Linked DNA regions of Homo sapiens: all the other regions are linked to region 2. Evidence: chromatin loops called from intact Hi-C (ENCODE). Cell type or tissue: sigmoid colon. All regions are shown on one strand. Links, peaks and the distances in the headings refer to the core of each region. The heading gives the core; the rest is flanking DNA.

Region 1 (9,968 bases), core at 1,830-6,829, 74 kb before region 2:
GCTGAGATCACACCACTGCATTCCAGCCTGTGTGACAGAACGAGAGTCCATCTCAAAAAGAAAGTAATAATATATTAATAAAATAATAATTTAAAAATATAAAGAAATGCATCACAGTGTTGACTTTCAGTAGGAGAGTTACAGCTATCTTCTTTTCTTCTATCTTTTTGTATTTTCCAGGTTGCTGTGTGTATTATTCTGAAAATAATCAAATAATCTATTGTATTAAAAAAAAAAAACTGGGCCACCCAGGTTTGGGTGTGGTGGCTCACACCTGTAACCTCAGCACTTTGGGAGGCCGAGGTGGGAGGATCACTTGAGCTTAGGAGTTCAAGACCAGCCTGGGCAATACAGTGAGACCCTGTTGAGGCTGCACTGGGCCATGATCATACCTCTGTACTCCTGCCTGGGCAACAGAGTGAGACCCTGTCTCAAAACAAAAACCAAAACCCAAAAGATTGTAAGGATATACGGTATAATAGTAATAATGCAGGCTGGGTGCAGTGGCTCACGCCTGTAATCCCAGCACTTTGGGAGGCTGAGGCGGGCAGATCACTTCAGGTCAGGAGTTCGAGACCAGCCTGGCCAACATGGTGAAACTCCATCTCTACCAAAAAAATACAAAAATTAGCCGGTGTGATGGTGCACACCTGTAATCCCAGCTACTTGGGAGGCTGAGGCACGAGAATCGGTTGAACTCAGGAGGTGAAGCGTGCAGTGAGCTGAGATCGTGCCACTGCACTCCAGACTGGGTGACAGAGCAAGACTCTGTCTCAAAAAAAAAAAAAAAAAAAAAAGAGAATCACTGAGACTATGGAATTATAATTATTCTAAAATATATAATAAATATTCATATTTAAATAAACATATTTATATTTAAATGTTAAAAATCAGAATTGTATAGTCAGAAAAAGTCAAATTTAATTAAAACATGTTTTGTTTTTTCCCCAGAGAACAAATGTAATATCTAAAAAATAATCTTTAAAAATAAGTAAATGTCCATGACTGTTGAAGTTGTATGTTTCAGGAGAAAGAGGCAGGAACTATTACAGTACACCTGGGTCTGGATCCCAGCTGACCCACCGTGACCTTGACTTTCACCCTCCCCATGGCCTCGCCCTCTCTGTTCCCCGTTCCAGAGGCCGGGCACTCACTGGAGCTGGTTAATGATGACCATGCGGACATGCTCTCGGGCCTTCAGGATCTTCTCCAGCCGGTGGATGTCGTACGTGTTGGGGTTCCGGAAGGGGATGTCATCAGGCAGACCCGTGACCTCCACGGCGTCTGGGCTGTCCCGGATTAGTTTATAAGGGACCAGCACCGGCCGGTTCAGGCCCAGGGCCTCACCTAGAGGGCACAGGAAGTCACAGTGAGGAAAGATGTCTCCTGTCAATGGCAAAGCCCTCTAGGGAAAGGGCTGGAGTCTGGGCTGCCCTAGCCCAGCAGCCATCACACCCAGAGAGTTTAAAAATCAAGACCCTGGTGGGGCGCAGTGGCTCACGCCTGTAATCCCAGCACTTTGGGAGGCTGAGGCAGGAGGATCACGAGGTCAGGAGATCGAGACCATCGTGGCTAACTCGGTAAAACCTCGTCTCTACTAAAAAAATACAAAAAAATTAGCCGGGCGTGGTGGCGGGCACCTGTAGTCCCAGCTACTCGTGAGGCTGAGGCAGGAGAATGACGTGAACCCAGGAGGTGGAGCTTGCAGTGAGTGGAGATCCCGCCACTGCACTCCAGCCTGGGCGACAGAGTGAGACTCTGTCTCCAAAAAAAAAAAAATCAAGACCTACAGGCTGGGCATGGTGGCTCACACCTGTAATCCTGGCACTTTGGGAGGCCAAGGCAGGAGGATCGCTTGAACCCAGAAGATCAAGACCAGTCTGGGCAACATAGTGAAACCTTGTCTCTACTAAAAATAGAAAAATTAGCCGGGAGTGTTGGCGCATGCTTGTAGTCCCAGCTACTTGGGAGGCTGAGGCAGGAGGATCACCTAAGCCCAGGAGGTGAAGGCTGCAGTGAGCGGAGATACGCCACTGTACTCCAGCTTGGGCAACAGAGTGAGACCCTGTTTAAAAAAAAAAAATCAACATACACAAAACGTGGGTCATGGGCAGAGCAGCCATGTCACCAGGGAGCAGGCAGCCAGCTGGGGGCTCCTGAAAGCCAGGCTGGCTGCAGAGGGAGGCCCCCCACCACCCCCGGGAGGAGGGCTTGGTGTGCTGACCCTGACCACAGGCACTGACCGTATTTCTCGTTGAAGAGTTCCTTCACCTGCTCCCGCAGGATCACCTTCTCCCCGAGTCTGTTGGCGTCATCTTCATCTACAAGAGGAAGACAAGGGGGCATGAGAGTTGGCACCAGCTTAGCCACTGGACCTGCTGCTTCTCCCACCAGGCGTCCCTGATCTGCCAAAACATTACATTCTCTGCAGGGCCGACCCACTCCTATATAGCTGTTTTTTTTTTTTTCCTTTTGAGACAGAGTCTCGCTCTGTTGCCCAGGCTGGAGTGCAGTGGCGTGATCTCAGCTCACTGCAACCTCTGCCTTCTGGGTTCAAGCGAATTCTCCTGCCTCACCATCCCAAGTAGCTGGGATCACAGGCACGTGCCACCATGCCCAGCTAATTTTTGTATTTTTAGTAGAGATGGGGTTTCACCATGTTGCCCAGGCTGGTCTCAAACTCCTGGCTCAGGTGATCCACCCGCCTCAGCCTCCCAAAGTGCTGGGATTACAGGTGTGAGCCACTGTGCCTGGCTGCAGCTGGTTTCTAGCATCAGTTATTGGTCTGTCCCTCCATCCATTTTTCTTTTTTTGAGACACGGTCTTGCTCTGTCACCCAGGCTGGAAGGCAGCAGTGGATCATAGATAGCTCACGGCAGCCTCCAACTCCCAGGCTCAAGTGATCCTCCCACCTCAGCCTCCTGAGTAGCTGGGAATAAAGATGTGTGCCACCATGCCTAATTTTTTAAAGTTTTTGTACAGATGGAGTCTCGCTATGTTTCCCAGGCTGAAGTGATCCTCTTGCTGGCCTCAAGTGATCCTCTTGCTTTGCCCTCCCAAAGTTCAGGAATTACAGATGTGAGCCACGGTGGCCAGCCCATCCCACATTTTTTTATCAGTGTCCCCAGCACAGGCCCTGTGTTGGGCACAAAACAACCTAAAGAGAAGAGGCAGGGCTGCTTCCCTGAGGGGCTCCCAGCCAGAGGGGGTGTCATCTGGTCACTAAAGTACAACAGGACACACTTAGGAGACAAGGGGCATGAATGAGGGTGCCCACCCTCTGTGGGCAAGTCTGGGGAGACCTCCCCCAAGAGAGAAGGATGCTTGAATGGGCTCTCAAGGCCTGACATGGTGGCTCATGCCTATAATCCCAGCACTTTGGGAGGCAGAGGCAGGCAGATTACTTGAGGCCAGGAGTTCGAGACCATTCTGGCCAACATGGTGAAACCCCGTCTGTACTAAAAATACAAAAAGATTAGCTGGGCATGTGGCGGGCACCTGTAGTCCCAGCTACTCAGGAGGGTGAGGTAGGAGAATCACTTGAGCCTGGAAGGTGGAGGTTGCAGTGAGCAGAGATCACGTCACTGCAGTCCAGCCCGGGAGACAGAGACCTGTCTCAAACAAAAATGAAAACAAACAAACAAACAAAAAATGGGCTCCAAAAAGGCAGGTAGGAGTTTGTGAAGGACGGAGTGGCAGTGGGAAGCCACCAGGACAGAAGGACCAGCCATGCATAGGCACTCAAGCGTGAAAGATCTTGTGTTGGCTGGGTGCGGTGGCTCACGCCTGTAACCCCAGCACTGAGGGAGGCTGAGATTGGCAGATCACCAGAGGTCAGGAGTTTGAGACCACCCTGGCCAACATAGCGAAACCCCGTCTCTACTAAAAATACAAAAATTAGCCGAGTGTGGTGGCGGGCACCTGTAATCCCAACTACTCAAGAGATTGAGACAGGAGAACTGCTTGAACCCAGGAGGCGGAGGTTGCAGTGAGCTGAGATCGCGCCACTGCACTCCAGCCTGGGCAACAAGAGCGAAACTCCGTCTCAAAAAAAAAAAAAAAAAAGAAAAGAAAAGAAAAAAAGAAAAAGATCCCATGTCCTGGAAGTGGCTGAACTTTGGGGTGGTACAGGGGAGATGACTGATGGGCCTAGTGGGGTCCATGCACAGGGGCCGGTGTCACTGTGCTGGGCTGTTGGAAATCCCCTGACCGCTCGCTGACCAAGGTCTGTGAATGGGAAACAGACCGTGTCTGGGAGTGTGGGGGCCGTGCATTCTCCCTGCTCACTGCCCAGGTAACCGTCACGGCCTATCTGCTGCTTGAGCCCTGGTGTGCTCTGCTCTCCCCTCCCTGTAGCCTAGAGGAGCTGCTGGAGTCAGTTAGCCCTGGAGATGGGGCCTGAGCTGGGCTGTAAGGCTGAGTGGGGGTTGGGCTGGAGATGGGGTCTGGGGCAGAGCTCTGCAGCAGCCTGTGGGCTTGTGCCAGGGTTGAGGACGGGGCTGGGATTGCAGGAAGGGTGGTTTGCATGTCCAACAGGAAATCTCCTCTCTGAGAAGCGTGGGGTCACATGGGCTGGGCCTCTTGGGGCAGGCGGGTTCGGTAAGGGTGAGATGTTGTGGGGTGGAGCTAGACGCAGGCAGGGAGCCAGGGCCGGATGATTCAGGGCAGAGCAGACTGATGGGTCTTTGGAGCAAAATGACTCCTGTTTTTTTTTCTTTTTGTTTTTCCAAGACAGAGTCTCACTCTGTTGCCCAGGCTGGAGTGCAGTGGCACGGTCTCGGTTCGCTGCAACCTCTGCCTCCCAGGTTCAAGCCATTCTCCTGCGTCAGCCTCCTGAGAGCTGGGACTACAGGCGCCTGCCACAACGTCCGGTTAATTTTTGTATATTTAGTAGAGATGGGGTTTTGCCATATTGGCCAGGGTGGTCTCAAACTCCTGAGCTCAGGTGATCTGCCTGCCTCGGTCTCCCAAAGTGCTGGGATTACAGGCGTGAGCCACTGTGCCCAGCCTGACTCCTGTTTTTTGAGACAGGGTCTCACCCTGTTTCCCAGGTTGGAGTACAGTGGTGCCATCATAGCTCACTGCAGCCTTGAACTCTTTGGCTCAAGCAATCCTCCCCACTCAGCCTCTCAAGTAGCTGGGGCTCCAGGCATGAATCACCATGCCAGACTAAGTTTTTTTAAAATTTTTTGTAGAGAGAGTCTCTCTCTGTTGCACAGGCTGTTCTCGAACTCCTAAGCTCAAGCGATCCTCCTGTCCGCAGCCTCCGAAAGTGCTGGGATTACAGTTGTGAGCCACTGTGTCTGGCTCTTTTAATCTTGAAAACTCTGGGAAGAGCTCACTTCTGTTTAGGAGGCTGCCTTGGGAACTGCATCTCCTGGCGTGGTGCTCTGTGCTGCTTAGAGTCTGCTGACCCCGTCTGGGTGGCTTGGCCTCCCGTGCGCAAGCTGCCAGAATGGAGGCCCTGTTCCCCATGTGGGGGTTGCCCCAAAGAGCAGGGAGCTTCCCACAGGACAGAGGCTGGGCACCTGCTTGGCCTGGTTCCTCCTTTTCCCAGGGCTCCAACACCCACCACCTCAGGTCCTCCCAAACCCTGCAGGTCCCTGGCCTGGTCCGTCCACACCCACACTCAGCAATCTCTGCACATCTCTGAGTTGCTGATCTGTCTTCAGGCACGGCCCGCCAGCCCCCCTGCGTGCCCAGAGACACTGCAAACATCAGCCATTCCAGACAACGTCCTCCTCCCGTGTCCCTATCTCGTGGAGTAATGCCTCTAATTCAGCCACACAAAGACCCCACGCTCCACATCCCCTAGAACCCTCGTCTTCTCCTGTGACCCAACACGGGCCTTCCTTTCAGGACTAGGATGTGGGAAGAATCAAGGCCACCCTTGTCCAAATCCATGCAGACAACAGTGATGGAGTCCTGGGCCCAAGGACCAGCTCCTAGAGCCTGCAGGGAAGCAACAGCACATTCCATCTGTCCCCATGCCACTGAGGAATCTTTGGTGGCAGGATTCTCAGCAGGCATGGCCATGCATGCACAGAACAGAGAAAGGATGGCCTGGATCACACACATCACTGTGTGCAGATGCTTTCCTAGACACTGCAGCCAAAGACACAGAGGCTCAGAGAGGTAAAGAAACTTGCCCAAGGTCACACAGCCTCTAAGCACCAGGAGTACTCTGTGTCAACCCCAAAGCCCTGGTCTTTCCACTCTACCATGAGCCCTGGGTTTCCTGAGGTCTCAGATTCCTCTACAGTTTCTTTCTTTTTCTTTTTTTTTTTGGAAGAGTCTTGCTCTGTCACCCAGGCTGGACTGGAGTGCAGTGGTGCGATCTTGGCTCACTGCAACCTCTGCCTGCTGGGTTCAAGTGATTCTCCTGCCTCAGCCTCTCGAGTATCTGGGATTACAGGCACCCACCATCACACCTGGCTGATTTTTGTATTTTTAGTAGAGATGGGGTTTCACCATGTTACTCAGGCTGGTCTCCAACTCCTGGCCTCAGGTGATTCGCCCACCTCGGCCTCCCAAAGTGCTGGGATTACAGACGTGAACCACCATGCCCAGGCTCCCCTACAGTAGCTGTAGAAAGAAGGCTTAATCTTTAAGATAGTTTCCTCTAATCTGTTGCTCTCAGCCCACAATGCCACACCTCTGTCTTCTCCTGTGTCGGGACAGAGCGAGACTCAAAGTCAGAGCTCTACGAAACCTGCAGGACAGAAAGAAGCTTAGCAGGCCTCTCAAAGACGAGGCCCAGACCGGGCACGGTGACTCACGCCTATAATCCCAGCACTCTCAGAGGCCGAGGCAGGTGGATCACTTGAGGTCAGGAGTTCCAGACCAGCCTGGCCAACATGGTGAAACCCCGTCTCTACTAAAAATACAAAAAATTAGCTGGGCGTGGTGGTGCATGCCTGTAATCCCAGTTACTCAGGAGGCTGAAGCAGGAGAATCCCTTGAACTGGGAGGTGGAGGTTGCAGTGAGCTGAGATTGCGCCACTGCACTCCAGCCTAGGCGACAGAGCAAGACTCCGTCTCAAAAAAAAAAAAAAAAAAAACACCAAACAGGCTGGGCGCGGTGGCTCACATCTGTAATCCCAGCACTTTGGGAGGCCGAGGTGGGTGGATCACCTGAGCTCAGAAGTTCGAGACCAGCCTGTCCAACGTGGTGAAACCCCGTCTCAACTAAAAGTACAAAATTTAGCCAGGCGTGGTGGCAGGTGCCTGTAATCCCAGCTACTCCGGGGGCGGAGGCAGGAGAATCGCTTAAACCTGGGAGGCGGAGGTTACAGAGAGCCAAGATCGCGCCATCGTACTCCAGCCTGGGGGACAAGAGCGAGACTTCATCTCAAAACAACAACAACACACAAAAAACCCAAACAAACAAAAAACATGGGACCCCAAACTTACTATGCCAAAGGGAAATGTTAAGCTTGGGAACTGAGTCACGCAATAGCCTTTTGTTCCTAAACAGATGGCTGCAAGATAGAAGGCCACCTAGCTCCCCTGGTGGCCTCCCTCACCCTGGCCATGTAAATTCACAGCTTATCTTCACAGGCAGGGGACAAAGATAAGAATAGAAATCATTGCTCTGTCTACCCAAGACAAATGCCTATATGACTTCCTCTACTCTATTTACTTTATCTTATGTAAAAGGCAGATTTACTGAGCACAGGATAAATACATCATTAACTATTCCTCTTCCCCCTTTATTTTTTTATTTTTCGAGACAGAGTCTCCCTGTTTTCCAGGCTGGAGTGCAGTGGCATGATTTTGGCTCACTGCAACCTCCGCCTACCGGGTTCGAGTGATTCTCGTGCCTCAGCCTCCAGAGTAGCTGGGATTACAGGTACCCGCCACCACACCTGGCTAATTTTTTGTATTTTTAGTAGAGATGGGGTTTTGTTATGCTGCCCAGGCCAGTCTCGAACTCCTGACCTCAGGTGATCCACCTGGCTTGGCCTCCCAAAGTGCTGTGAGCCACCGTACCCAGGCCCTCTTTCCCCTTTAAATACCAAAGTCCTCAAAACTCTGGAAAAAAGCACAGGCCACAGACCCTATTGCAGCTTGAGTCTCTTTTTCCTGGCTGTGTCCTCCCCCATGGCAAAATAAATCTTTAAATTGATTGAGACCTGTTTCAGGCACTTTTGGTTTACATGGCCCACGGGGGTCTATAGCAGGGATCCTGACCCAGCTGGGAGTCAGGGAGGACTTCCCAGAGGAGGTGACCACCACACGGGGCCCAAAGCTCCAAGGATGTGGGCTCATCTGCACGCTGGGGCTCATCACACGGACCTCCAAGGCAGTTGTGAGCGGTGAGTAAGACACAAGGAAACTTGTAGTATCCTGTGATTTCAGGTGCTCAACATGCTTTAGCCAATCAGGAAACTTCCCCTCTTCCTTCCAAGTCTTGCCTGGTCTGGGAAGAAGTGCAACCCTAAACCAGGCTGCAGCTAACCAGGAGTGACACTACGGGGCAGTCGATAGGATACTATGGCAATTCTATATGGGGCACAGGTCCCAGGCGGTGGACCAGAAGTGGTGGGAGTGTGCATGTCAGGAAAGTGGGGCCGGGCTGGCTGAGGGGGCTGGCAGTTTGGGGAGGCGTCCTGACCACCTCTGGAGTGTGGGAGGGGTGGAGTGGGGCTAAATGCCTTTGTCAATAACACCAAGAACTGGCCGGATGTAGTGGCTCACGCCTGTAATCCCAGCAATTTGGGAGACTGAGGCCACGAGTTTGCAACCAGCCTGGGCAACATGGCAAGACCCTGTCTCCACAAAAAAAAAAAAAAAAAAAGAAAAAAAAAGAAAAATTAGCTGGGCATGGTGGTGTGTGCCTGTAATCCCAGATACTTGGGAGGCTGAGGTGGGAGGATTGCTTGAGCCTGGAAGGTCAATGTTGCAGTAAGCCATGATTGCCCCACTGCACTCCAGCCTGGGTGACTGAGCTAGATCCTGTTTCAAACAAACAACCAAACAAAAATTAAAAAATAAAAAACAAGCTTGGCACATACTACGTGCAGACACTGTGCAAGGCCCACAATATACCTTGTCTGTGGGATTCTCTAGCTCAGTCAACATCAAGCTCAGGAAGAACACTGATTTTTCTCTGTAGCTGTTCTTGCATTTTCCTACCTCTTTCTTTTTATTTAATTTAGAGTAAAGAGAATTACGTGGTTTTTTTTTTTTGGTAGAGACAGGGTCTTGCTGTCATTCAGGCTGGAGTGCAGTAGCTGGGACTACAGGTGTGGGCTACCACACCCAGCTAATTTTTCCATCTTTTGTAGAGATGGGATCTTGCTATGTTGCCCAGGCTACATTTTTTTAAATCGTGAGTTTTTGAAGGAAATGGAGTAGGGGAGGCTCTGGTGGGAGCTGGATTGGACAAGCCCCTGCTTGAATGCCTGCATACAGTGGGGAAAAGGGGGATCCCCAGGGCCAGGTATGGGGAAAGTCCCTGGCTCATCAGACTGGAAGGCAATCTTGATTCTAATCCCTAATGCTGTGTGGTGTATGGAAAGTCACTCAACCTCTCTGAGCCTGTTTCCACATTCCTCAACTGGGACTCTGGGCCTGCTGGATCTAATCTCACATATCAAAAAGCACTACAGGCTGGGCACAGTGGCTCATGCCTGTCATCCCAGCACTTTGGAAGGCTGAAGTGGGAGGATTGCTTGAGGCCAGGAGTTCAAGACCAGTCTGGGCAACAGAGGGAAACCCTGTTTCTACCAAAAAAAAAGAAAAAATGCTGGGCATGGTGGTGCACACCTGTAGTCCCATCCCAGATCTTCTGGGAACTGTGAGTGCACCAGAGGCAGCTCCTTGGGCACATAAGTGACTCACTGTCTGGGAGGGAACCTGAACCACAGGTGAAGACCAACTCCCCTGTCCCCTGCCGTGTCTGGGGACCTGACACTGGGTTTGTGTCTGTGCTCTAGCCGTGCCCTGCAGGGGAAAGGGCAACG
Region 2 (9,968 bases), core at 2,968-7,967:
GGGGCCTGGCCATGCAGGCCACAGTCCCGTGACCCCTTGGGAATCAGGGAGACACCGTTCAGCTCCACCAGGGCCTTCGAGTCCCGCCCGCCATCCTCAAGTGGCCTGAGTAAAGGAGAGGACACATGGACAGCTTTGTACATCTGTTTCACACATTGCAGCTCTTCCCCCGAAAACCCCGCATCCCTGCCCTCTGCAGAACATAACAGCCCCATGAGGAGGGCAGGACAGGAGCTGCTCTTCCACTTCACAAGTGGGGATGCAGGCTCGGAGGTGGGAATGGTGTGCCCAGGGCCACAGAGCTAGGCCACCGGAGGACCTGGGCCCTGCCCCTCTGCTCCAATCCACTGTTCAGATCCCGCCAGGTGCGGTTGATTGCCTCCTGTCTCCTGCTGCACCCCTCCCCTTCCTGCCTCTGCATTGCCTGGGGCACTTAGCAGAGATGGGTTCAACCTTAAGCCCTCAGGCTGCCTTCTTGGCTCTCCTGACAACTGGTACTGCCTCAGACCAGCCTCAACAACCTAATCTCCCCTGGATCCCTAATTAACCCCAGATTTACAACCTGAGCAAGCACAGGACATGGTTCTCCCGTTTCTGACACCTAAAATGCCATATTTTTTTTTTAAGAGATGGGGTCTTGCTCTGTTGCCCATGCTGGAGTGCAGTGACGCAATCACAGCTCACTGCATCCTCAAACTCCTGGGCTCAAGCAAGCCTCCTGCCTCAGCCTCCTGAACAGCTGAGATGACAGGTGTGCACCACCACACCTGGGTAATTTTTTTTATTTTTATTTTTTGGCAGAGACAGGGTCTTGGTATGTTGCCCAGGCTGGTCTTGAACTCCTGGCCTCAAGTGATCCTCCCACCTCAGCCTCCCAAAGTGCTGAGATTACAGGCATGAGCTACTGTACCCGACCACTTTGGTGCTATTTTGTCCCAAGTCATGTCTCTTCAAGTCTCTCTGCAATGCAACTTCCCTGGGAAGACTTCAAGGCTTAATGACCTGGCTCAGATCCTGTTCTATGACTTCGCTTTCACTTCACCTCCACCATCAGACTGGGAGCTTTCACCACCAGGGTCCCCCACGGGCATCTCAAGTCCCTTCCCCTCTGGCTAAGTGGCCTCCAGCCCCCGGCCCTGACCCGGCCCTGGCCCAGCCCCAGCCCAGCCCCGGGCCGGCTACCTCACTCACCTCTTGAGCTTGAAGCGGATGCGGTGGCTGTGTTCCAGGATGGCCATGAGGGCCTTGGGGTCATACTCGGCTGGCCTTCGGAAGGCCAGGCCTTCGGGCAGCCCCTGCACGGCCAGCAGCCCTGGCTCCCTGAGCAGCCTCTCATAGGGCAGTGGCACCACACTGGCCCTTCCCAGGGCCTCGCCTGTAGGGGAGAGTCCAGGAGAGGGGCCTGGTATGAGAGGGCAGCCAGGCTGGGGTCGGGGCTGCTGTGCCCCAGAGTGGGGGCAGTGCTGAGTGGCTCCCCTTGGTGCGGGGTTCCCATGGACCCCTCATAACTGCAGACTTTGTGCAGAATAACCGCCTGCAGGCTGGGGGTGGGTGGTGTGGACAAGGCCCAATTGTCTGCATCTGGGGGGCTGGGGCTCCCCCACCAAGCAGGTTCCCTGCTGCCCTCCCCGACCAAGCCCCTCTCCACTCTGGGCACCTGGCTGGAGGGGAAATCGGGGACTCAAGGGCCCAGAGGACAGAGCAGAGGCAGACAATCCGGTAGGAGAAAAGAGGGCAGAAGAGACGGAGAAGTGGGGACTTGCATGAGCCAGGCTGCAAGGAAAAAGCTATAAGGGCTGGGCGTGGTGGCTCACGCCTGTCATCCCAGCATTTTGGGAGGCTGAGGAGGGAGGATCACTTGAGGCCAGGAGTTCGAGACCAGCCTGGCCAACATGATGAAACCCCGTCTCTACTAAAAATACAAAAATTAGCTGGGTGTGGTGGTGCATGCCTGTAATCCCAGCTACTTGGGAGGCTGAGGCAGGAGAATCGCTTGAACCCGGGAGGTGGGTTGCAGTGAGCCGCTGCACTCCAGCCTGGGTAACAGAACGAGAATCCATCTCAAAAAAAAAAAAAAAAAAAAAAAGGTGTAGGGAGGAAGGGAGAGAGACCGAGAGGGGGGAGAGAAAGTAAGAAGAAGAGGAAGTGGAGAGGGAGCAAAAATAGGGGATTGAGAAAAAGATGGGAGAGGCTGGGCGTGGTGGCTCACGCCTGTAATCCCAGCACTTTGGGATTACCGAGGCAGGTGGATCACTTGAGGTCAGGAGTTTGAGACCAGCCTGGCCAACATGGTGAAACCCCGTCTCTACTAAAAATATAAAAATTATCCAGGTGTGGTGGCAGGTGCCTGTAATCCCAGCTACTCAGGAGGCTGAGGCAGGAGAATTGCTTGAACCCAGGAGGGGGAGGTTGTAATGAGCCGAGATCATGCCATTGCACTCCAGCCTGGGCAACAGAGTGAAACTTCATCTCAAAACAACAACAACAACAACAACAACAACAACAACAACAAAGACAGGAGAGAGGAGAAAGAGACAGACTGAGAAGACGCAGGAACAAAGATGGGGGCTCGGGGGCACAGAGGAGGGGAGGCAGGCTGGGGACTGAGGACTGGGCACTGGGATATCTGTTGTCACCTCCATGCTACAGCCCCCACCCTGAGCCAGAAAGAGGCCCATCCTCTCATAGCCTCCTTGAATTCTGCCCAAAGTGGACAAGGGGGGCCAGGGCAAGGCGGGCAGGGGCGCGGGGCCCTGCAGCTGGCAAAAGTGTCGACAGAGGCACAGCCAACCATGCGTGGCAAGTCCCCCATCCCAGGGTGGCCAGTGTGACCACCCAGGGCCTCTGGGTACCCCTCCTTCTGACATAAGAACAGCAGAAGTTTCCTCACAGACCTTTGCTCCATAAAACCAAAGGCTACAGTAGGAGAAGGGATAAAGCCAAATCAGAAATGAATGAGGTGGGACCCTGAGCACCAAAGGGACCTGCCCGATGTTTCCCAGGGCGTGTGAAGACCACCACTGGGGCCCTGAGGCCCTCTGCAACCTGACGCTTCCCAAGGGAGGCCAGGTCTCCTCTTCCTGCAGGAAAGACATGGCTGAGCAATCAGCCTTCACTTAGTCATTCAACAAACATTCTCCAAGCACCTGCTGTTGCTGGGCTCTGAACTGTAGGCTGGAGACAGCTAGAAAGGGCAGACACAGCCCCTGACTCTGGAGAGCTCTTGGGCTGGAGAGGGGACAGGGCACTGTGGGTGCCAAGAGAGGGGCCTAAACCCACTGTGAGGGGGCTTCCAGGAGCAGAGCCTCAGTGCCACGCAGGTGTCTGCCAGACACAGGAGGGGAAAGGCAGTCTCAAAAGATGTAACAGCGCGAAGTCCAGGGCATGTGAAATGCACCAGCGAGTGCTGGAGAACTGGAAGTGGTTCTGTAGAGAGGTCAGTAGGGCCCTGTCACCTAGTGGGAGAAGAAGGTGTGGAGGGGATGAGGATGGGTGTGTGGGCCCCTGTGCCATGCTCAGGGTGATGGGGAGCCCCCGAAGGCTGTGGAGAGAAGAGCTTCATTAATGATCAGACTTGTGCTTTGAGAAGATACCCTTGGTTGCAGGGCAGGTGTAGAGAGCTGGTCTGGAAGCAGGGAGACCGTGGCAAGCCTGGGGCTATTTCTAGGCGAGAGGTGGCAGTGACTTGAGCCAGGGCAGGGACAGTAGGGGTGGAGGTTTGGAAAACGGCTGGAGCAGAACTTCTGTGTCTGGGAATGCAGAGATGAGGAAGGGCTGGGGTAGCCAGTAGCCCCATGCCTTGGGGTCCGGCTTTGCCCAGGGCCCATAGTGGGACAGGAGGGGGCCCCCTCTGCTGGGTGGGGACCGAGGCTCCCACCCTCCCTGGGGCCCCCAAATGGAATGAGGAAGGATCTTACTATAAAGAACATCAAACACCTCCTCTACCATCTTCCGCAGAAGGTACACATCTGAGCCATGTTCCAGGGAGGACCGAGGGAGGCTACGGCCTCCACCCTCGCCCCGCTGCACCTTCTTGGGGTGCTCTGCCTCCGGATCCTTCCACGGGGGCCCTCCTGTGGGACACAGAGCACGCGAGGCCACAGTGAGCACCCGTCTCACCACCCGGCCTTCGAGCTGGGATGTCGCTGCCCTGTGCTGAGCTGCGGAGACTGGCACACAATGTGATACACAAGTGAATGAATGAATGAAGAATTAATGAGTGAGCAAGCCCTATTCCAACCACCCCACTGAGGGCCAGGGCTGGTCATCTCAGAGTTCCCAGGGCTGGGCCTCACCTCTGGTCACCTCTAATTTGCTGTGTGACCTTGGGTTAGTCCCTTCTCTCTCTGAGCCTCAGTCTGTGAATGTTCACGGGAGGCCAGCTATTCCAGCTCAGAACTGAGGTTCGATGAATGTTCCATCTGTGTCTTTCTATTTTTTTTTTTTTTTTTTTTTTTGAGACAGAGTCTCGCTCTGTTGCCCAGGCTGGAGTGCAGTGGCACAAGCTTGGCTCACTACAACCTCCACCTCCAGGGTTCAAGTGATTCTCCTGCCTCAGCCTCCCGAGTAGCTGGGATTATAGGCGCCTGCCACCTTACCCAGCTAATTTTTGTATTTTTAGTAGAGATGGGGTCTCACCATGTTGGCCAGGCTGGTCTCGAACTCCTGACCAAAGTGCTGGGATTACAGGTGTGAGCTACCATGCCCGGCCCCATCCATGCCTTTCTGTGCTCTGACACGAACACTGTCTTGACCAATCTATGCCACCGTTTTCTGCTCTGCCGGAGGGAGAGAAAACCCTCCGGCAGAGGGTTGGGAGGCACCCCCCAACCCCTGCTCCAAGGAGGCCGTGGGTTGCAAACAGCAGGTTCATGCCAGGCTGGGCCAGGGTGGGGACCGGAGAGTGTTGGTGGATCCTTGGGGAATGTTCTAGAAGCTGCATTGGAAAGGAGATGAGAGGAGGGGCCTGCGGCCCCCTCCCAGCTTGGAGCCTATTCTCCTCTGGGATCTGCGGAGCTTGAAATAAACCAGCCGAGTTCCTGGTGCTATAAATAGCGGCTCTGCGTGGCTCTAGAAGGCAGGTGCACCGCCTCAGGCTCTGGGCGGCTGGGGTGCCACACGACCTGCTGCTGTCCATTCTACCCGGCCCAGTCCCCCATCCTGGCCCTGGAGAAGGTCTAGGCTCTGAGGGCTGAGGGGGGTGGGGGGCTGGCTGGGGATGCGGCTGCACCCCAGTAATGCTAGGCCCAGCGCTGGGGGATGCCCTTCCCTGAAACAGCTGATCTTAGGGGTGTGAGGTGAATACTAATAATAGTAACAACAGCTGGTGTCTATTGAGTGTGAACCAAGTGCCAGACACTGCCCTAAGTGCTTGCAAGGTACCAATTCGTTTAACCCTCAGACCCACCCGTCCTCCCCTTTCACAGATGAGTGGGTTGAGGCACAGCAGTTGTGGACCCAGGCGGCCCGTTCTCTTAACCTCATGCTATACCATGGTTCTTTTGAGATGGGGACTCACTGTCACCCAGGCTGGAGTGCAGGGGTGCCATCGTAGCTCACTGTAGTCTTGAACTCCCAGGCTCAAGTGATCCTCCTGCCTCAGCCTCTCAAGCAGCTGGGACTACAGGTGTACACCATCAAGCCTGGTTAATTTTTAAATTTTTTGTAGAGACAGAGGCCTTGCTATGTTGCCCAGCCTGGTCTCCAACTCCTGGGCTCAAGTGATCCTCCCATTTCAGCCTCCCGAAGTGCTAGGACTACAGACATGAGCCACTGCACCTGGCCTAAGATGTTAACCCTGACTATAGCCATGACAGTGCCTGCCCCCTCAGGTTGATGTCAGGGTAGGTGAGTTAGCATCAGAAAAGATGCTATGTACAGCAGGCATTCAATAAATCTTATTGGAACATGGCCAGGCATGGCGGCTCACATCTGTAATCCCAGCACTTTGGGAGGCTGAGGTGGGCGGGTCACCTGAGGTCAGGAGTTCGAGACCAGCCTGGCCAACAAGGTGAAACCCCGTCTCTACTAAAAATACAAAATTAGTTGGGCGTGGTGGTAGGTGCCTGTAATCCCAGCTGCTCGGGAAGCTGAGGCAGGAGAATCACTTGAACCTGGGAGGCAGAGGTTGCAGTGAGCCAAAATTGTGCCACTGCACTCCAGCCTGGGTGACAGGGCAAGACTCTGTCTCATTTAAAGAAAAAAAAAATTGTGTTGGCATAAGTGCATTTGGTCCTTGTGTTCAGGAATACATAGTTAAGAGGAAGAACTGAGCAGCAGCCTTGGCCTTGGTGTCCCCATCTGGAAAAGGCAGATGGAAGTGGCTGGCTCTGGCCTACCCTGGGGTTCACCCAGCCAGTCTCTATCAACTCAGGGGCTGCCTCAATAACACCACATCGGGAATCTCAGACAACCTAGCTTGTTAGGTTCACTCCCCACACACCGCCACCCTGGCTAGACAGGGTTGGGGACCCAGAGATGGGCTAGAGCGCCTGCCCTCGGGAAATGGCGGGCCCGGCCCTCCGGAGCCCTGGGGTACTCACGGCAGAACCTGAGGAAGTCTGACTGTAGCTCCTTCCGGGCATTCAGGAACATTCTCCCCTTCTCTGTGCCCACCACAAAGGCGCTCTCATCGTGCACGGCGACACAGGCCACCTCGGCGTTCAGTTTGGACAGCGCTGAGCACTGTGGGAAGGGCAGGCTGTGTGAGCGGAAGGGCTCCCCATACTCCGAACACCTCTAGTATCCACTTCGGGGGTGGGATGTGAGCTCCCAGCTGCCTGAGACCCCAGCAGCAGCTCCAGGGACAGACGGCCCCTCTACTGTTCTTGGTCTCAGATTCTGTAGTGGGACTGAATGAAATGGCCCTGCAGGCATTGGCGATGGGGGGTGGAGGAGGACAAGTGTCCTCTGCTCCTCCCTCCAAGGTCCTCCTCCTTGGGGTAGGCCCCCCTTAGCCCCAGCCCCAGGGACAATGCCGTGCTGGGTTTTCTTGGCCCCTCTCAAGTCCTGGATGAGGAGGAGGTGGGAAGAACTGCAGGACAGGCGGGGACTGGACAGACTGGGGCTGCAATCCCACCTCGGCCACTTCTGCTGTGGGACTTGAGCAAGTCACGTCCCTCCTCTGGGCTCCAGTTTCCACATCTGTTTTGTTTTGTTTTTTGAGACACAGTCTCACTCTGTCGCCCAGGCTGGAGTGCAGTGGCACAATCTTGGTTCACTGCAACCTCTGCCTCCCAGGTTCAAGCGATTCTCCTGCCTCAGCCTCCCGAGTAGCTGGGACTACAGGCGCCCGCCACCACGCCTTGCTAATTTTTGTATTATAAGTAGAGATGGGGTTTCACCATGTTGGCCAGGCTGGTCTCAAACTCCTGACCTCAGGTGATCTGCCCGTCTCAGCCTCCCAAAGTGCTGGGATTACAGGCGTGAGCCACTCTGCGTGGCCAGTTTCCACGTCTATAGAATTGGGGACAAGCAGCCCAGTTCCACAGTGCCACTGGGCTTGGGTATGGGGATTCAATGGTTGGAGGAAAAAGATCTCTAAACTGGGACACCCTATATGGGTATACAGGCAGCTGGCTATCCTCATGGCCCCAGAGTCGAGGTCTGCAGCCCCATAGCCCAGAGGCCTTAATGTAGGGGGTCCCTACAACCAAGACCACCAGCATCTCAGGTCTCTGACCTACCCCACCAGGAAAACCCTGACTGTGAAGCCTGTGGCAGGCAGTTGTGTCTAATAAATGCTGGTTTTCATCTGAGTCAGGTAGTGCTGGCAGCTATAAAGTCTGGCTTCCAAACGCAGTTCTGTGCTGCGTGGCCTGGGACAGGTAACCTCTCTGGGCCATAATCTTGCCTATTGTGCCAGCCCCAGCCTGGAGTCGCTCTGGTTAGGAAGGTGCACGCGGCGTGGGGCCAGGAAGCCTGTCCTCCAGGGTCCCTACTGGAAAATTAAAACACAGGGCATTCATTTTCTTCTAAGATGAAAACAAAAGCTTGCTGTTCCCTTTCTGCGCGGGAACACTGTAGACTATTAACAAAAAATAAAACAAATAAATCCAGCTGTTTCTCATCCATCACAGCTGAAAGAGCTGCTTCATCCCACAGTCACCGCTCAGCTGAAGACGCCGAGACCATGGCAGAAAACTCACCCACCTAAAGGCACCCAGAGCTGGTGGGGAAGAGGATGAGATTGGGGGCGGGTGACGAAGGCACATCCCTTCAGCCCACCCTCCCTACAGGTCACCAAAAGACCCTAGCATTTGGAGGAGGCTGGACTTAAGTTACTGCTAAGCAAATATCATTGTCACCCATAGGGTCCCTCAGGAAACCCTTAAAAGGCCCAGGGACGGGGGAGCCTGTCTTGTTCGCACTGCTAGGATAACTATAGGGTCATGTGCTCCTCCAAGGAGGCTCTGAAACACTCACTAGACCACTGCTGCCAAGTAGAACTTTTTTTTTTTTTTTTTGAGACAAAGTCTTGCTCTGTCACCTAGGCTGGAGTGCAGTGGCACGACCTCGGCTCACTGTAACCTCTGCCTCCCAGGCTCAGGCGATTCTCCTGCCTCGGCCTCCCGAATAGCTAGGACCACAGGCATGCATCACCATGCCTGGCTAATTTTTGTATTTTCAGTAGAGATGGAGTTTCACCATGTTGGCCAGGCTGGTCTCAAACTCCTGGCCTCAAGTGATCTGCCCCACTCAGCCTCTCAGGGTGCTGGGATTATATGCGTGAGCCATTGCGCCTGGCCAACCCAGTGTAACTTTCTATGACTATGAAAACATTCTACCTCTGCACTGTCCAATCCATAGACACCAGCCACTTCTGACTACTGAGCACGTAAAATGAGGCTGGTGCAACTGAACAACTGAGTTGTTTATTTCGTTTTAACGAATTCGAATTTAAATGAATCAGGGGCAGTGGCTCACACCTGTAATCCCAGCACTTTGGGAGGCTGAGGCAGGTGGATCACCTGAGGTCAGGAGTTTGAGACCAGCCTGGCCAACATGGTGAAACCCCGTCTCTACTAAAAATACAAAAAAATTAGCCAGGTGTGGTGGCGCACACCTGTAATCCCAGCTACTCCAGAGGCTGAGGCAGGAGAATCACTTGAGCCCAGGAGGCGGAGGTTGCAGTGAGCCAAGATCGCGCCATTGCACTCCAGCCTGGGTGACAGAGCAAAACCCTATCTCCAAAAAAAAAAAAAAAAATTGCAAATAGCCACATGTCACTAGTGGCCATGGCATCGCCCATCACTGCCCACATCAGCCACACCTCCATCAATGCCAAGCTCACAGTACTTTGGGACACAGGGCTGAGCTCCTGGGGCCCCCTCCTCATGAAAGTCACTCTGCATAGGGGAGGGGTCATCATGGAGAGAGTGTGGCACCCAGCCCCTTTTCCAGGGGTGTCTCCCACCGCTGCCCCAAACACCACTTAAGCAGCCCTTGAGCCACCTACAGCAGGAACAGCTTGAAGGAGGTCCTTTATTTTTCGGGGAGACTTTGTACCCAGAAGTTCGCTCTAAAAACTGGTCTTGCTGGGCCAGGCGCAGTGGCTCACGCCTGTAATCCCAGCACTTTGAGAGGCTGAGGTGGGCGGATCACGAGGTCAAGAGATTGTGACCATCCTGGCCAACATGGTGAAACCCGGTCTCTACTAAAAGTACAAAAATTATCTGGCCACGTGTGGTGGTGGGGGCCTGTAGTCCCAGCTACTGGGGAGGCTGAGGCAGGAGAATTGCTTGAACCTGGGAGGCGGAGGTTGCAGTGAGTCGAGATCACACCACTGCACTCCAGCCTGGCGACAGAGCGAAACTCCGTCTCAAAAACAAAACAAAACAAAACAAAACAAAACTGGTCATGCTGTGTGACTTTGGGCAAGGTACTACCCTCTCTGTGCTTCATCATCCTAAAATGCAGGAGCGCAGCTAACTGATGTTAGACAGATTTTTAATTTTATTTTTATTTAA
Region 3 (9,968 bases), core at 2,158-7,157, 92 kb after region 2:
CTGATTGAGCCCAGGAAAATTGCTTGAACCCGGGAGGTGGAGGGTGCAGTGAGCTGAGATCTCGCCACTGCACTCCCACCTGGGCAAAAGAGCAAGACTCTGTCTCAAAAAAGAAAAAAAAAAACAAAAACAGCAAAGCCAGAAGCAACCAGCTTGGCCTGGAGGCACCAGAAAGGGCCTTTGAGCCAGGGCTTGAAAGATGATGTAAAGCCAGGCGCGGTGGCTCACGCCTGTAATCCCAGCACTTTGGGAGACTGAGGTGGGTGGATCACGAGGTCAGGAGTTCGAGACCAGCCTGGCCAATATGGCGAAACCCCATCTCTACTATAAATACAAAAAAAATTAGCCAGGCGTGGTGGTGCGTGCCTGTAGTCCCAGCTACTCAGGAGGCTGAGGCAGGAGAATTGCTTGAACCTGGGAGGCAGAGGTTGCAGTGAGCCTAGATTGCGCCACTGTACTCTAGCCGGGGCAACAGAGTGAGACACTGTCTCAAAAAAAAAAAAAAGAAAGTTGATGTAGCTGTCCCGGTGACCTTTGCCTCTCTGGGCCTCCGTTTCCCTATCAGTGAATTAAGGGGGCTGGGTGGTGTGATCACTACAGAGCTTTGCTCACTTCTGGCTCAGAAACCACACATGATCTCCTTAGCCCCACAACAAATGTGTAAGGGTAAAGTGCATGATGAGCACATTTAACAGATGAGGACATGGAGACTCAGAGAAGGGGAGACATTTGCCCAAGGCCATTCAGGGCTTCAGTGCTGGAATTAGACCTGGTCCCTGTATCTCACACAGCAGGATCATGTAGGCTTTACGAGCTCCTGGAGTATTTGGGGAAAGCAGATCCTCACGGGAGTACAAGAAGAGGAAAAGTGGGGCAAGCCAGGGCCATGGTCCCTGAGGGCTGGGGCCACCAGGAAACATTTCCATTCTGTTCTCCAGATGTCAGCCTCAACCTGCCTCCTCCAGGAAGTCATCCTAGATTTCTTGCTTCTCTGAGCTACTTCCTCCCTTCCTGTCTCCATTGACCACATGACTTGAGCCTCTCAGATGGTTCCCTTCTCCTAGGAAGCTCCCATCTCCCTCCCTGGACTGTGGCTTCATCAAGAGTTAGTATGGAGGCTGGGCGCAGTGGCTCACGCCTGTAATCCCAGCACTTTGGGAAGCCAAGGTGGGAGGATTGCTTGAGCCCAGGAGTTCCAGACCAGCCTGGGCAACATAGCGAGACCCTCATCTCAATTAAAAGAAAAAAAAAAAAAGAAGTTGCCGGGCACGGCAGCTCACTCCTGTAATCCCAGCACTTTGGGAGGCCGAGGCGGGTAGATCGCTTGAGGTCAGGAGTTCGCGACCAGCCTGGCCAACATGGTGAAACCCCGTCTCTACAAAAAAAATCAGCTGGGCATGGTGATGCATGCCTGTAATCTCAGCTACTCGGGAGGCTGAGGCACAAGAATTGCTTGAACTTGAGAGGTGGAGTTTGCAGTGAGCTGAGATCGAGCCACTGCACTCCAGCCTGGGTGACAAAGTGAGACTCCGTTTCAAGAAAAAAAACAAAAAAGAGTTAGGATGGACTTCCTTCCTTCCTTCCTTCCTTCCTTTCCTCCCTTCCTTCCTTCTTCCTCCCTCCCTCCTTCCCTCTTTCCCTCCCTCCCTCTTTTTTTTCTTCTCTCTCTCTCTTTTTCTTGACAAAGTCTTGCTCTGTCACCCAGGCTGTAGTGCAGTGGTGCAATCTCAGCTCACTGCAGCCTCGACCTCCTAGGTTCAAGTGATCCTCCCACCTCGGCCTCCCAAGTAGCTGGGACTAGTGGTGGACATCACCATGCACACCTAATTTTTTATTTTTTGTAGATACGGGTCTCACTATGTTGCCCAGGCTGGTCTCAAACTCCAGGCCTCAAGTGATCCTCTCACTTTGGCCTCCCAAAGTGCTTGGATGACAGGTTTAAGCCATTGCACCCAGCCATGTCCCTTTCTTTCTCAGCCCCTGTGCCTCCTAGTCCCATATGTGGCCTGGCACAGAGCTGGGCAAACAGGACTGGCTGTCCCTGAATACCTGCATTTCCTTTTTTAAAAAAATTATTATTATCATTATTATTATTTAGATACAGGGTCTTGCTATGTTGCCCAGGCTGGTGTCAAACTCCTGAACTCAAGCGATCCTCCCATCTCAGCCTCCCAAAGTGCTGGGATTACAGATTATAGGGGGACCTTAATAACTCCACATGTGCTGGACACAGGCATGATGCCTGGCCAGTGGGCGCTGACACAGGTCACCTTTCCTCAGCAGGGCTGGGCACTCCCAGAGGGCAGGGACTGTGTTGTCTTCCCTATGTGACCCACGACTCCTTCCCCGGGAGTTCCCTGTGTGGGGCTGAAGTGACTGTTGGTGCTCCATAAGGCACCTGGGGATCTGAAGTCACTTTGCTTCTGAGGTCCATGTCTCCGCTAGCATCACATAGAGCACCTGCTTCGGGCAGGGCACAGTGGCAGACCCTGGGCACAGAGGAAACAGATCTGTTCTCTCGGAGGGAGTCTGGCTGAATGCCGGGGGAACCTCAACCACTGGGGGGTGGAGTTGCCAACCAAACACATCCCAGCTACAAGCCTGAGGCATCCCGTCCCCAGCCTCATGGAGGATTCCCAGCCAGACCCATCCCCAGCTGCCCCCAAAGTTCACCTGCTCATAAACGCACTCTTTATGATTGTTTGTTTTTGTTTTTTTTGAGACAGAGTCTCACTCTGTCGGCCAGGCTGGAGTGCAGTGGCACAGTCTAGGCTCACTGCAACCTCCGTCTCCCTGGTTCAAGTAATTCTCCTGCCTCAGCCTCCTGAGTAGCTGGGATTACAGGCACCCACCACCATGCCCAGCTAATTTTTGTATTTTCAGTAGAGATGGGATTTCACCATGTTAGCCAGGCTGGTCTCAAACTCCTGACCTCAGGTGATCCAACTGCCTCGGCCCTCCCAAAGTGCTGGGATTACAGGCACGAGCCACCATGCCCAGCCCATAAACCCCACTCTTTATTTTTATTTATTATTATTATTATTATTTTTGAGATGGAGTCTTGCTCTGTCGCCCAGGCTTGGCACGATCTCGGCTCACAGCAGCCTCTGCCTCCCGGGTTCAAGCGATTCTCCTGCCTCAGCCTCCCAAGTAGCTGGGATTACAGGCATGCACCATTAGGCCCGGCTAATTTTTTGTATTTGTAGTAGAGATGGGGTTTCACCATGTTGACCAGGCTGGTCTCAAATTCCTGACCTCAGACGATCTGCCCACATTGGCCTCCCAATGTACTGGGATTACAGGCATGAGCCACTGTGCCCAGCCTTTATTTTTTTTTAATTTTTATTTATTACTATTACTATTTTTTGAGACAGGGTCTCACTCTGCCACCCGGGCTGGAGTGCAGTGGCGTGATCACAGCTCACTGTAGCCTCAACCTCCCAGGCTGAGGCGATCCTCCTGTCTCAGCCTCCTGAGTGGCTGGGACCACAGGTGTGAGCCACCACACCCAGGTAATTTTTAAAATTTTTAATAGAGATGGGTTCTCACTGTGTTGCCCAGGCTGGTCTTGAACTCCTGAGCTCAAACGAATTCTCCCGCCTCGGCCTCCCAAAGTGCAGGGATTACAGGTGTGAGCCACCGTGCTTGGTCATAAATGCCCCCTTTAGTGGCTTCTTCCCCATCCCACTCCTCACAGGTGTCCTGGGATCACCTCCCAAACCACGGCACCCAAATTCTCTGGCTCTGCTTTTGGGGAATCCAAACCAAGATGGCAGAATTTCCTATTTCTCTGAGAACAGCAAACTTGAACGGGGTTTTGGAGAGGTGGATTCGTCACAGTTTGCCACGGAATGTCACACTTCTCCTTGAATAGGGAGCCGAGTGGCTGCTCTGAGCCACTCAACACACTGCCCAGTCCTTCTCTCCCTTTACCTCTGCCCTTTCTTCTCCAAAGCCCTCCCTCAGCCAGCTGCAGTGGCTCATGCCTCTAATCCCAGCTACTCGGGAGGCTGAGGTGGGAAGATTGCCTGGGGCCAGGCATTTGAGACCAGCCTGGACAACAGAACAAGACCCCATATCTACAGGAAGTTAAAAAATTATAAGGCCGGGCGTGGTGGCTCACACCTGTAATGCCAGCACTTTGGGAGGCTGAGGTGGGTGGATCACGAGGTCAAGAGATCAAGACCGTCCTAGCCAACATGGTGAAACCCTGTCTCTACTAAAAATGTGAAAATTAGATGGGCGTGGTGGCGTGCACCTGTAGTCCCAGCTACTCGGGAGGCTGAGGCAGAAGAGTCGCTTGAACCTGAGAGTCGGAGGTCGCAGTGAGCCAAGACTGCGCCACTGCACTCCAGCCTGACAACAGAGCCCACCTTGGCCTGTTATACATATAACTTTTTTTTTCATAGAGACCAGGGTCTTGCTATGTCTCCCAGGCTGGCTTTGAACTCCTGGGCTCAAACAATCCTCCCACCTCAGCCTCCCAAAACACTGGGATTACAGGCATGAGCCACAGCACCTGGCCAAAAAATTTAAAAATTAGCTGTGTGTGGTGGTGTGTGCTTGTAGTCCCAGCTACTCAAGAGGCTGAGGCAGGAGGATCGCTTAAGCCCGGGAGGTCGAGGCTGCAGAGTGATGATTACACCACAGTACTCAAGCCTGGCGACAGAGTGAGAGCCTGTCTCTAAAAAAAAACAAAAACAACAACAACAACACACAAACAGGGGTGGCCACATAGAGTTTTGTGAGGATTGAATGAATGCCTGGAAGATTAAAAAGTAATCACTGAGAAAAAAAAGGACTTTCAGGCTCAGGATATGAAAGAGCCAGGCCAAGCATGGTGGCTCACGGCTGTAATCCCAGCACTTTGGGAGGCCAAGGAGGGCGGATCACTTGAGGTCAGGAGTTGGAGCCCAGCCTGGCCAACATGGTGAAACCCCACCTCTACTAACAATACAAAAATCAGCTGGGCGTGGTGGCGCATGCCTGTATTCTCAGCTATGTGGGAGGCTGAGGCAGGAGAATTGCTTGAACCCAGGAGGCAGAGGTTGCAGTGAGCCAAGATCACTCCACTGCACTCCAGCATGGGCGATGGAGTGAGACTGTGTCTCAAAAAAAAAAAAAAAAAAAAAGCCAGCAAAGATTTAAAATCAAGAGTTTTCTTTATAATCATGAAAAATAGTTCAGATAAAAGAAATTAAAAGACTAGCAGCACCAATAAGATGAATACCTTATAAATGAGAGGGCTAATGTGTATTACAAAGTTAAAATCAGCAAATACAAAATTAAAATGAAAAGCTATGAAGTTGGTCTTAAAAGTTACTCTCCACAAGAGATAAAAGTTAAGAGGTTTAAAATAATGATAAAGTGACAAAATAAATGTGATTTAAGAAGATAGATGATCAATGCCTCAGGTCTGGGATTAAAAGATTAAAAATACAAACATTAAAGACGTAAGTCTGAGAAGATGGAGATGACCACCCAGGAGACAGAGAGACGGTGCAGAGAAGGGGACCGCAGATGAAGAACTGGCATTAGGGAGAAAGAATATCTTGTTTCTTTTCTTTTCTTCTTTTTTCTTTAAGAAGATACTGGGGGTCAGGCAGGGCGTGATGGCTCGTGCCTGTAATCCCAGCACTTTGGGAGGCCGAGACAGGGGGATCACGAGGTCAAGGGATTGAGACCATCTTGGCCAACATGGTGAAACCCTGTCTCTACTAAAAATACAAAAAAATTAGCTGGGTGTGGTGGCGCACACCTGTAGTCCCAGCTACTCAGGAGGCTGAGGCAGGAGAATCAGTTGATCTCAGGAGGCAGAGGTTGCAGTGAGCCGAGGGCCAAGGTCACGCCACTGCACTCCAGCCTGGCGACAGAGCAAGACTCTGTCCAAAAAATCCCCAAAAAGATACAGTGTCTCACTATGTTGCCCAGACTGATCTCCAGCTCCTGGGCTCAAGTGAGCCTCCTGCTTCAGCCTCCCAGAGTGCTAGGATTACAGGCATGAGCCACCGCACCTGGCCCATATTTATTTTCTGAACAAGAGATAAACTTTCAAGTAAAGAGGACTGAAATAAAAGAAAGAAAGAAGGAAGGAAAGAAAGAACAAACGAAAGAAAGAAAGAAAGAAAGAAAGAAAGAAAGAAAGAAAGAAAGAAAGAAAGAAAAACAGCTTTATTTATTTATTTATTATTTATTTATTTGAGACAGGGTCTCGCTCTGTCATCCAGGCTGGAGGGCAGTGGCATGATCATGGCTCACTGCAGCCTCGGCCTCCTGGACTCAGGTGATCCTCCCACGTCAGCCTCCCCAGTAGCTGGGATTACAGACATGTGCCGCCATGCCTGGGGTTTCACCATGTTGCCCAGGCTGGTCTCGAACTCCTAAGCTCAAGCAATCCTCCCGCCTCGACCTCCCAAAGTGCCAGATTACAGGTGTGAGCCACCATGTCCAGTACAGAAAAGTTGTTTTAAAGAAAACAATTCTGGGTGGATCACCTGAGGTTAGGAGTTGAGACCAGCCTAACCAACATGGTGAAACCCTGACTCTACTAAAAATACAAAATTAGCTGGGCGTGGTGGCGCATGCCTGTAATCCCAGCTACTTGGGAGGCTGAGGCAGGAGAATCGCTTGAACACGGGAAGCAGAGGTTGCAGTGAACAGAGATTGCGCCACTGCACTCCAGCTTGGGTGACAGAGCGGGACTCCACTTCAAAATAAAGAAGGAAAAAGAAAGAAAGAAAAAGAGATAAAGGAAGGGAGGAAAGAGAAAGAAAGAAAGAGAGAGAAAGAGAGAAAGAAAGAGAAAGAAGAAAGAGAAAGAAAGAAGGAAGGAAAGAAAAAGAAAGAAAAAAGAAAGAAAGAAAGGAAAGAAAGAAAAAGAAAGAAAGAAGGAAAGAAAGAAAGTGGGTGGGCAGAAAGGAAGGAGGCAGGGAGGGAGGAGGGAAGGAAGAAGAGAAGGAGGGAGGGAGGGAAGGAGGGAGGGAGGGAAGGAGGGAGGGAGGGAAGGAAGGAAGGAAATCAATTAATTAATAGAGTTACTAAAAAATATTGAATAAATAAATGAAGAAAACTATAGCCAAAAGCTTGAACATTTCGGATCAAGATGGTCAAATAAACTCAAATTACAAAAAAAAAAAAAAAAAAACAAAAATGAGGACAATTAGATGACTTGGAAAGGGTACAGAAAGAGGACAGTTTGTCAGGATGCGGGGGCAACCTGGCAGTGTCTGGAGCTCTGGGAGAGCAGTTGAGGTGGAGTGCAAGATTGAAGATGGAAGTTTGTGCAGTGGTGGAATTGATCAATCCGTCTGACAGCCACTCGTGGGCACCTGTGTGCCACGCCCTGGGCTGAGAGTCAGAGATGTGGGGGTGGCAGTGGTGGCTCATGCCTGTAATCCCAGCAATCTAGGAGGCTGAGACAGGCCAATCGTTTGAGCCCAAGAGTTCGAGACCAGCCTGGGCAACATGGCAAAACCCCATCTCTCTAAAAATACAAACAATTAGCTGGGCATGGTGGTGCACACCTGTAGTCCCAGCTACTTGGAAGGCTGAGGCAGGAGGACGGCTTGAGCCCAGAGATGAAGGCTGCAGTGAGCTGATTGCACCACTGCACTCCAGCCTGGGCAACAGAGTGAGACTCTGTCACACACACACAAGGAAAAAAACACACAAAAATTTCAGTTAGGAGGACTAAGTTCAAGAGATCCAAGTACAACATGGTGGCTATCCTTGATAACAATGTGTTCTAAACTTGCAAAGTACCAAGACAGTGGATTTTAAGCGTTCTCAGCACACTCCCCACAAAAAGACAAATGAGGTAATGCATATGCTAATTAGCTTGATGTAGCTGGTCCACACTTTATACATATTTCAAAACATCATATTGCACACCATAAATAGATACAATTTTTGTCAATTTAAAAAAAGAGGTTAGAGATATGTTGCGGTGCACACAGAGCACTCCCCTCTAGGGAGAGAGGTGTGAATCAAGTCCCCGATGGGCGCGTCTCTGCAGGCCGTGAAGAAAAAGTGTGTGTGTGTGCATGTGTGTATGTGTGCACAAGTGTGGATGTATATGCATGTATATGCGTGTGTGTATGTGTATGTGTATGTATATTGTTTGTGTGTATATATGTGCATGTTTGTGTATGTGAGTATACATCTCTTTGTGTGTAACGTGTGTATGTGCGTGTGTACCTGTGTACATGTGTATATGTGTACATGTATGTGTGTCTGTGTGTATGTGTATTTGTCCGTGTGTACATGTGTCTGTAGTGTTTGTGTGTCTGTGTATGTACGTGTTTGTGTATGTGTATGAGTTTTTGTGTATGTGTACGTATTTGTGTGTGTCTGTGTACGTGTCTATAGTGTTTGTGTATGTATGTGTTTGTGTATGTATATGTGTATGCATGTGTGTACGTGTGTACATGTATGTGTGTACGTGTGTGCATGTTTATATGTGTCTCTGTGTGCGTGTATATATATATGATGTGTACATGTATGTGTGTCTCTGTGTATGTGTGTATGTATCTGTGTGTGTGTGCCCATGCATGTGTGTGGGTCACTTGGAAAGGCCTGGGGGTGTGGGGTTGGAGGCAGGATCTGAGGCCTGAGCTGGGGGTGGGGGACAGGGCCCAGAGTGTGATGAATATGATGGACCCCAGGCTGCGGACCCGGTGCGGGGCTGTGAAGGTGCTCCTGGTGAACTCCAGGCTTGGGGCTGCTGGGAAACCGAGGCACAGCTGTGCGTGGGGCCAGCTGGAAATTGTGGCAGCGGGAGAGGGTGGCTGGGAGGGGGTCTAGACGGGGCTGGAGCCACCCTGGAGGCAGCAAGTCCTTCCCTTTGCTGGTAGCTCCAGAGAAAGGGCCCACAGCCTTACCCAAGGTTCCAGAGAAGCTTCTAGAAGTGAGCATCCTGGTTATTCGTCCTATACCATGTTCCTTCTGAATTTACACTGGACCCCAACTTCAGTCTCAAAACACTTCCCAGCCTCTCTTGGGGAGTGGGAGCGGGACCAGGGTGACTGCCCAGCTGAGGTTGGCAAGGGGGACGTGATGGGAGGGTTCAGGACTGAGAAAGTAGGCCAGGGTCAGCTCTGTGGAGGGAGCCCAGCCTGCGGGGAGGGGAGGCAGTGCTGTGCGGGAGGAGGGAGGCCAGGACAGTCCTGGCCCGGCACGGTCCCAGAGAGGGAATGAATGTCCACGCCCTGGCCGGCCTCTCTCCCAGGGATGGAAGTGTGGACACACACGGATACTCACAGAGAGGCCTGAACCAAGTCTGGGAGGCAACAGGGACAGGGAGCTCTGGGACTAGGAGCCGGGACACCTGGGTCCCCGTTGTTGCTCCCACGTGCAAAGCTGGCCTGTGTCTCCAGCCTTGCAGCCCTAAAGCCCAGTCTGGACAGAGGGTGGAATGGACAAGCCGCAGTGAGAGGGCCGAGGGTGACACCTGCTGGTAAATGGGAGGCATCACAGGCAAGACTTGGCTGGTGGGTCTCTTGCCGCCCAGGGGTGCGTGGTGTCACCCACCCTCCAGCCTCCCCTCCTGTTCTTCACCCCAGGACCCCACAAAAGGAGAAGGCAAATGTTTCCCGATCAGACCTGGAGGGTTTGATCAATGTCTCCCTCTCAGGCAGAGCAAAGAGAAGTGGGGCAAGAGAAGTCCCAGTTTATTTTTTTGAGACGGGGTCTTGCTCTGTCATCCAGGCTGGAGTGCAGCGGGGCTCACTGCAACCTCCGCCTCCTGGGCTCAAGCCATTCTCCTGCCTCAGCCAACCAAGTAGCTGGGATTACAGGCGCCTGCCGCCACGCCCGGCTAATTTTTGTATTTTTAGTAGAGATGGGTTTTCACCCTGTTAGCCAGGCTGGTCTAGAACTCCTGACCTCAAATGATCTGCCTGCCTTGGCCTCCCAAAGTGCTGGAATTACAGGCATGAGCCACTGTGCCTGGCTAATTTTTGTATGTTTAG

The links. Peaks named below come from ENCODE experiments on the same cell type or tissue, not always from the same donor. Only the 100,000 strongest peaks of a DNase experiment are listed, where the experiment ranks them.
Region 1: a loop joins it to region 2, with 2.0 times the contacts of the local background. A loop is called at or near these places in 3 of 110 quality-filtered maps.
Region 3: it touches region 2 in a loop (2.4-fold over the local background); 2 of 110 quality-filtered maps call a loop at or near these places.

The regions. Positions count from the first base shown.
Region 1 is chr7:74,582,204-74,592,171 of GRCh38, reverse strand. It overlaps GTF2IRD1 (GTF2I repeat domain containing 1), which reads right to left. Exons shown (of 27, transcript NM_005685.4): 23 at 2,244-2,321; 24 at 1,155-1,347. Among named protein-coding and RNA genes, the nearest start is that of MIR10525, 8.8 kb to the left of the region's middle. RefSeq lists enhancers at 4,089-4,248, 4,269-4,318, 3,798-4,384, 4,385-4,972. In sigmoid colon, for the core only: no CTCF peak of the experiment used is centred there; DNase peaks (open chromatin) are centred at 4,611 and 5,398; H3K27ac peaks cover 791 bases.
Region 2 is chr7:74,509,546-74,519,513 of GRCh38, reverse strand. GTF2IRD1 (GTF2I repeat domain containing 1) reads right to left here. Exons shown (of 27, transcript NM_005685.4): 3 at 6,543-6,684; 4 at 3,918-4,073; 5 at 1,192-1,375; 6 at 1-105. Among named protein-coding and RNA genes, the nearest start is that of WBSCR23, 18 kb to the left of the region's middle. In sigmoid colon, for the core only: no CTCF peak of the experiment used is centred there; a DNase peak (open chromatin) is centred at 5,093.
Region 3 is chr7:74,417,051-74,427,018 of GRCh38, reverse strand. No RefSeq gene overlaps it. Among named protein-coding and RNA genes, the nearest start is that of GTF2IRD1, 32 kb to the left of the region's middle. RefSeq lists a silencer at 9,394-9,523. In sigmoid colon, for the core only: no CTCF peak of the experiment used is centred there; no DNase peak of the experiment used is centred there.